Regions from separate parts of the Homo sapiens genome. Here all the other regions are linked to region 1. A link is a loop called in an ENCODE intact Hi-C map of the cell type or tissue named here. Cell type or tissue: OCI-LY7. All regions are shown on one strand. Region 1 overlaps GRIK3 (glutamate ionotropic receptor kainate type subunit 3). Region 2 overlaps GRIK3 (glutamate ionotropic receptor kainate type subunit 3). Region 3 overlaps GRIK3 (glutamate ionotropic receptor kainate type subunit 3).

Region 1 (2,500 bases):
CTTTATTGTGCTCTTATTGTGTACTTTGCATGTCTTTCTTTTCTTTCTTTTTTTTCTTTCTCTCTCTCTCTTTCTTTTTTTTTTTTTTTTTTTTTTTGAGTCTCGCTCTGTTGCCCCAGGCTGGAGTGCAATAGTGCAACCTTGGCTCACTGCAACCTCTGCCTCCCAGGTTCAGGTGATTCTCCTGTCTCAGCCTTCTGAGTAGCTGGGATTACAGGTGTGTGCCACCATGTCCGGCTAATACTTTTTGTATATTTATTAGAGACAGGGGGGTCACCATGTTGGCCAGGATGGTTTCGAACTTCTGACCTCAGGTGATCTGCCCACCTCGGCCTCCCAAAGTGCTGGGACTACAGGCATAAGCCACCACGCCTGGCCCTAATTCTTTTAATTCATATCACAACCCCACTTTACAGAGAAGAAACAGAGGCACAGAGTGGTCAAGCAACCTTCCCAAAATCTCACAGCTGGTAAATATCAGAGCCAGGATTTGAATCCAGGCCACCTGGCTCTAGAGTGTCTGTGTGTGGCCATCATACTGGAGTTGCTCTAAAAGTGTGCCAGATCTAGCTTCAGGGTACACACATACACAACACACACACAATACACATACACATGATCTCATTTTCTTTCTCAGAACAATGCTATGAAAATGACTTTATTACCCCAGTCCTAGAAGTGTAGAAATTGGAACTCTGGAAAAGAAGTGGCTTGCCAAAGATAGCACAGCTGAGACACGATCAAATTGGCATTCAAACTCAGATTTTTAAATATAATCATTCCTGCTCACAAAATGCATGTCCATTGAATAACATAAAGAAGTTAACAACATTTATAAATGCACCATCCAGAAAAAGCACCTTTAGTATTTTGGTAGAGGTCTTTCCAGGCTTTTCTCCATTTATAAAATAATATTTTTCCAATAAAATGTGGATGCTCCATAATTTATTTGACAAATCCTAACAGATTGGCAGTTAGGTTGTGGCCAATGTTTAAGCCCATCTTTCCACACTCCCAGACAAATCAGATTTCAGGAAGATGAAGCTGGAATGGCCTTTGGACAACATGCTCTGGGCTTGGCTAAGCCAGTCTTTGGCTGTGCAGACGGTGGGGTGACACAGCAGAGGCACAGAGACTGTGGCCCAATTGGTACCCACATCCTGCTGCACAACTTGCTTTGGTAAAGGCAAGAGGCTACATGCGATTTATCTGTTTGTTTATTCTTAGAAACTGTCTTGTTGAGAACTTGATGTTTTCTGTGCAGCTGAGCAGAACTGTGGCTTTGGAGGTTCATGATTTGCGCGGGAGCTGATCTCGTGAGTGATCACATGCTGTCACCCTACCAATTCTACACTCACTCCCCTGGGATGATAGAAGCCTCTGAAGTTACAGCAACGGGGAGCGGAGGGTCTGGAGTGGGGCAGGAGGGTTTGGGGTGGGGCATGATGCAGCCTCTGCTGCAGACTGGGGCCCCAGGTTTTTCTAAATGTTAGCAGAGTTAGGGTGGAACAAATGTGCTCAGACCCAAAGGGAAATTTTCCCAGAGCAGGGCCCAGGAAAGGAGAAGGTCTGGAGCATGCAAATGACCTTTGTCTTTCTGGCTTTGTAGAGGAGCTGGCTGGGCCAGGAGGCCAAGCTGTTCAGTGTCACCTGCTGCAGAAGCTTACAGCAGGGGGCTGGACATTAGAGTCCTCTGAGGGTCAGGACATGTGAGCAGAGACTGAGACTAGTGACTCCAAGTCTGGCAGCACCCTCTGAAGGGAAGGACCAACAGAATGCCGGACTCAGGGTGAAGAAGAGTGATCACGATCAAGGACAATACCAGCAAGGGACAGCAAATACTTAGGGGTCCTTGGGCCGAAATCTAGGACATGTGGAAGAAGGGACAGCAGATGCCCTGGGGTCTTTTGTTTCTCCTTCCTTCTCCTTTGTCTTCTTCCCACTGCACACTTGGGGGGTGGCCACGTGACTGCTGGGGGACCAAGTGGCCAGAGCCCAAGGCCCCCTCTCCTCGGCAGCATGGCTTCTGTCCTACTTATGTCGAACTGGCAATGCTGGTCGCATGCAGATTAATGAGGCCACGGCTGAGGCCCTGCATTGGGGGACTGGCCTTGTTTCTAGGTGACCAGGTACTTGAGCCTAAATTAACTTTGACTACCCTTTGTGCTCTCCCCCTTGGGCAGGGCAGCAGGAAAATAATGGGGGAGAAAGAAGAGAAGGTGAGGAAGAGGAGGAATAAAAGGGGGAGGGAGAAGGAGAAGAGGATGAAAGGGGCTGAGGAAGACGAGGAGGAGGGAGAGGAGAGGGCAGAAATGGGGGGAACAGGGAAGAAGCAGAGAGAAGGAGGTTGGAGGGCGGAGGGGCGGGAGGACCACAGGAGGCAGGGCAGGTAGAGGGCAGCTGCCCCATGCTCTGCCCACTCTGCCAAACAGCCAGGGCCTCTGCCAGGTGGGTTCTGTCTTGTGGGGAGGAGCATCGAAGGGAAATGAATGTTCCTGCC
Region 2 (2,500 bases), 86 kb before region 1:
AGATATTAGGCCTTTTGCTCAAGGTTCTGTAACTGGGGAGTGACAGAGTCAACACCAGGCTACCCAGCTCCAGAGCCCTCCCTCTTCCCTATGATGACGCATCTCCTCCTACCGAGAGGCTCTACCTGCCCAGCCCCCAACTCATGCCCACTGCCAGGGCAGTCACCCTCTGGGCAGGGACTAGAGGGATCTTTCTAAGGTATAAATCCAAGCCTGTCATTTCCACACTTCAAATACTTCCATGACTCCTTGTAGTCTTTTCAGAATATGGTACAAATTCCTTAGTACAGTTTTCCAAAGCTCTCCACCCCTCCAGGCTCACTTTCCTTCCTACCCTCTCAATTTTTTTGTCCCAGGATGCAAGTTCAGGCCTTAATTTTCCCAGTCTCGCTGGCCCCTGTACCCTTTGTCCTGCTTCTCGTCCCTCTGTTCAGCACCTTTGTATGCCTTCTATTTCCAGGCAAGAATGCTTGTCTTCTTGACCTCTCTTGGGTGAGCTATTCTCCAAGAATCAGCTCAAGTATCACCTCTTCCAGGAAGCCCCTCCTGATTGCTCCTGTACACATGCACAACAGAGTGCGTCAGACGCGATTCTGCTCTTATCCTGAGACTTCTGGGCTTTCATGCCACTGGTAACAACTGCTTGTGTCTGGGTCTGTCTCCCCTATGAGCTATGGGCTGAATATTCCTGTTACCCAAAGTGGAAAGAAGGGTCAGCCAGCTGAGTGGCTCCTGGGGCACTTAAGCATCACTGAGAAGAGCCTGGAATGTAGCGACAAGTGTTTCACATCCTCCTCTCAGGGGCAGCTTCAAGGAAGGGCAGATGAAAATACTAGGTTAGTGCAAAAGTCATTGTGGTTTTTGTTATTATTTTAATGGCACCAACCCAATACCCTCCCCATGATATAAGTGTTATTGCCGGGAAGTGGCATTAGTTGTCATTGTTTATCTATTAACTTATTATAATAGTTCTTTTTTCACCTCTAGGCTTTTATCTACATGTGACATGTAGCAGGGGCTCAGCTGGGGCTAATTAACTCAGGGTTATCTACAGACTGGAAGTTTAGGAGAGGGTTGGTAAACTGCCTGGGGTGGAGGATGAGATCTTCCCCAAACTGCCTTTCAACCAGGAGGGTCTGGGGAGCTGGAAGGATTTCCTTTTGGACAGTGGTGTTATGCAAGTTTGGGGCCAGGGCTGACCTGCTGCGACCATGGAAGAGAAGCTGAGCTCTGCCTACAGGGGGCGCCCTCCTCACCTTTCCTTGCATGGCATTCAGTCTCTTCTCCAATTCAGTGTTGACCTGATATCTAAGGCTTGAAAGATGCCAAAGCTTTAGACTGCCCAGGGCCTCCATGACTCGATTTACCCTCATCTAGGTAACCAGAGGCCAACCTGACTCAGTGTGAAGGGCAGCATCTCTGGCCTTGGTGGGAGCTTGGGTGCTGGTGGAACCAGCCCTTCTGGTCTCCAGAGGCAGCATTTGGTCTGTTGAGACTGACACAGAGGCTGCAGCTGATCACAGCCCGGGAGGGGGCAGGTTGGGGTGGTAGTGATTGGGATGACCTTCCTCCCTGTAACCCCTGAGCCTGGGCTTAGCTGCAAAGTGTTGTAGGGCCTGTGGCACAGAGTGCCCCCATCCCCGTGATACGAGGACAATGACAATGGGGAGCTGGTGAAGAGGCTCTTTTGTCCAGCTCCATTTTTTTTTTTTTTTTAATTCAGACTGCCCAGGGCCAAGACCCCAAGTGCTGTACACTGTGAACTGTGTGCAACCTTGCTGCTTGGCAAAAAGTTGTGTTCTCGATGCCAAATGTTGACACACTGAATTCAGTATCGACGAGGGACCTTTTAGAAACATTCAGCATAACATAATAAACTAATTCATTAGCACCCCATGGGTCTGAATGGGTAGGAGCTGAAGCTTGGAAAACATCGCCTTAAGGAATGACAGATGAAAATATCTTCCCCATGATATCACTGTTATTGCCAGGAAGTGGCATTAATTGTGATTGCTTATCTATTAATTTATTATAATTCTTTTTTCACCTCCAGGCTTTTACCTACACATGACATGTACCAGGGGCTCAGCTGGGGCTGATTAATGCGAGGTTATCTGGGAATGGCTCAAAGCTGGTTGGAACAGATAATGGCAGCTGGGGTAATTAAAATATCTTCTGCATGGAAGAAGCAAATTTGGAGAATTTTTTTTAGAGGCGAAGAGTTGGTGATGTGGGTTTCCTAAAGGGAAGGAGATAAATGCCAGATGCCACTGTCCTCCCAAATAAGCCACAACTGACCAATGGGCACAAAGAGGGAGGATCACGAGGTAGAGGCCTCGGCAACAGGGCCGGAAGTGGATCCTGAAGACCGGAAGCAGGATATGACTGAGGGAGAGGACCAGGAGCACAGCTGGTGCTCCAACCGATGGGGTTCTGCTGGGAGATACTCTGGGAGACCCCGCCCCATACTCCACTGCAGAACTGTGTGTATTGCAAGGGC
Region 3 (2,500 bases), 65 kb before region 1:
CGGGGAAGCACCATCTTGTTCCTGCTCTTGTCACCTTTGAGTCAACATGCCTTGGGTAGCCCTTGGTGTGAGCAGGTGTGTGAGACAAACCACAGTGATAATAAATGCTTTAAAAACAGGAACTCTGGGTTTGCTGGTGAATTGTCAAATTTAGGACTAGTTCTTTTTTCAGTTCCCTCTCCCCAAGGAGGCCATGCTCGGACCTGCACCCTCACTGCCCATTCGTGCTATTCTTCTGCCGTCTGGGGGTGTTGCATATCTTCCCCGACAACCTTGTCCCCTTCAGATTAGGCACTTCCTGAGGAAGGAGGCCATGTGTGAGTCACTCTGCAACCATGGGAGCTGGGTACCAACATGGAAGAGATGGTAACAGTGAGTGACAGCAGTCCAGGGCTTGCCCAAGCCTGAGGCCGTGGGCACCCTGTAAACCCTGTAGGTTTCCCTCATACTCTCTCCTACCTTTGTTTTGACCCTTCTAGCTGTCCCCTGATGCCTCTGGTTTCTGTCCCACTATATTATCTGTCTATTCTTTTTCCTGGAACACCTTCAGTTTGAAGACTTGGTTGAATGATTTGAATGTCTCATTCCCTCCCACCACCACCTCTACGCATCTGCCTCTTAGATTTCCTTCATTGATTGATGCCTTGAAGCAGTCAGGTCCAGGCTTCCCTGCCACTGCTACCATTACACGGCCTGGCCTCTTAGGTCATGTCCAAGGTCTGGGCATGTTGTTGGACCAAGGCAAGGGAGAGTGGACCAACACAAAGTCTGATGATGCAGAGGATTGTAAGAGTGTTCTTCAAAGAAGTGACTTTTATTTTGACACAGACTGTGAGGATTATGACAAAGGCAACTGAAATCGTTGTGATACTAAAGACCATATTGTGAGGCTGCCAATGATGATAATGGTGACGGCATTGCTGAGGGTGAAATTAATCATGTTGATGTTGTGATAGTAATGGCGGGATGGTGATGTTGATGTTGGTGTTGATGAGACTGACAATGATAAATGTGTTGGTGCCTTCACTGTAGTGGTGATAATGACAGGGGATGACGGGATGTCAGCATTGATGAGAGAGGAGGTGATCACAACGTTGATGGTACTGACAGTATCAGTGGGATGGTGGCAGAGATGTTGGTGCTGATGAGACTGGTGATGATGAAGATGTTGCTGTCATGGCAGTGATGGAGGTGATGACAGTGGGGGTAGTGTTGGTGGTGCTGATATTAAGAGTGGAGATGATACCATTGTTGCTGGTGAAAACAGTAATTGTGGTGCTGGTGTACTGGTGTTGATAGTAGAGTCAATGGTGGTGATGATGATGATGACCACACTGGGTTTCATTCTGCAAGAGATGCAGTGATTAGACTTTACTCTTGCATAGCAGGAAGCATCAGTCCTGGCCTTCACCTATTGCTTTTCCCTGGCCTCTCTCCACCTCCCCTTTCCTGTCTCCTCCATGTTCCTTCCACCCTCTGAGGACTTCCCAGCTGGGAAGAACACTGCTGCCCCCACAGGGACCAGGGCAGGGCTTACAGCAGCAGCAGCAGCTTTTCTTCCAGATGTTTCCAGGGCAGCAGCCAACTCTTGTTCTGGCAGCCCTGATCACACTGCAGTAATTACATTATTTGTGGCTTCAATTTTAAATCCATTTTCTGGTCATTTTACAGTAACTCAATGGTTCACAGTCATTGCAGGAGTCCACAGCCTGAATGCTGTCCCCCCACTCCCTTTCCATGGCAATTGTAGTTATGGCAAAAATTATCCCAATCAATTTGTGTCTTAAAAGGAATTGAGCAGCCCAGAGAATAAGTGAAGGCGGAGGAGCCTGGGGAGCCCTGGGTCAATTCCAGGCCCACTCCGGTCAGCCTTGGAAGAAAACACAGACACTCTCTGCGCTGCTGCTGCCTCTGGCGCTGCCTGGAAGTCACTCATCTTTTAATTTCCACAAAACATGAAAAGATAAAGACAATAAGAGAAAGTCCATTTTAACAGGGAAAGGCCCCCGGCCTCATGTGGAGGGAAGGACTAATTCAAGCAGAGCTGGCAGGGCAGGTGGTGCCAGGCTTTATGCCTCTGTGTCCCCTCCCCCCACAGGGCCCGAGGTGGCTGGATCCAGCTGGAGGGGAAGAAAGCAATGACGAGGACTTCTGTCTAGGGAAAATGAATTATTTCTGGATTAATTAGAATTTGCCCCAAGCCCCAGGTTCCTTGGAAGAGTCCTAAAGATGCCTCAGGAGAATGCTGTTTAAAAAACCAAAGATGAGAAGAAAAAATAAAGATCATGGAACATGGGGCTCTCCCTGAGGGATAGAGGGTACCCAAAGGGGAGTGTGATCCAACAGCAGGAATGTGCCAAGGTGTGACAGTGGTGTTGCCAGTCATAGCAGAGGGATGGTATCTGTCTTAGGCATGTCATCACAGGGACATTGAGGGTTGCAGAAAGATGGCACTTAATTTTTTTATTGAGATATAAAATATAGTAAAGTGCATTAATGT

Evidence for each region. Peaks named below come from ENCODE experiments on the same cell type or tissue, not always from the same donor. Only the 100,000 strongest peaks of a DNase experiment are listed, where the experiment ranks them.
Region 2: it touches region 1 in a loop (8-fold over the local background); 1 of 110 quality-filtered maps calls a loop at or near these places.
Region 3: a loop joins it to region 1, with 5 times the contacts of the local background. A loop is called at or near these places in 1 of 110 quality-filtered maps.

Annotation. Positions count from the first base shown.
Region 1 is chr1:36,949,501-36,952,000 of GRCh38, forward strand. The region is part of intron 1 of GRIK3 (glutamate ionotropic receptor kainate type subunit 3); the gene reads right to left. Among named protein-coding and RNA genes, the nearest start is that of GRIK3, 84 kb to the right of the region's middle. In OCI-LY7, no CTCF peak of the experiment used is centred here; DNase peaks (open chromatin) are centred at 1,281 and 2,491; H3K4me3 peaks cover 1,884 bases; H3K27ac peaks cover 2,500 bases.
Region 2 is chr1:36,863,142-36,865,641 of GRCh38, forward strand. The region is part of intron 5 of GRIK3 (glutamate ionotropic receptor kainate type subunit 3); the gene reads right to left. Among named protein-coding and RNA genes, the nearest start is that of GRIK3, 170 kb to the right of the region's middle. In OCI-LY7, CTCF peaks have their summits at 1,257 (motif pointing right) and 1,456; a DNase peak (open chromatin) is centred at 1,250.
Region 3 is chr1:36,884,189-36,886,688 of GRCh38, forward strand. The region is part of intron 2 of GRIK3 (glutamate ionotropic receptor kainate type subunit 3); the gene reads right to left. Among named protein-coding and RNA genes, the nearest start is that of GRIK3, 150 kb to the right of the region's middle. In OCI-LY7, CTCF peaks have their summits at 1,534 and 1,745; DNase peaks (open chromatin) are centred at 93 and 803; H3K4me3 peaks cover 1,655 bases; H3K27ac peaks cover 1,958 bases.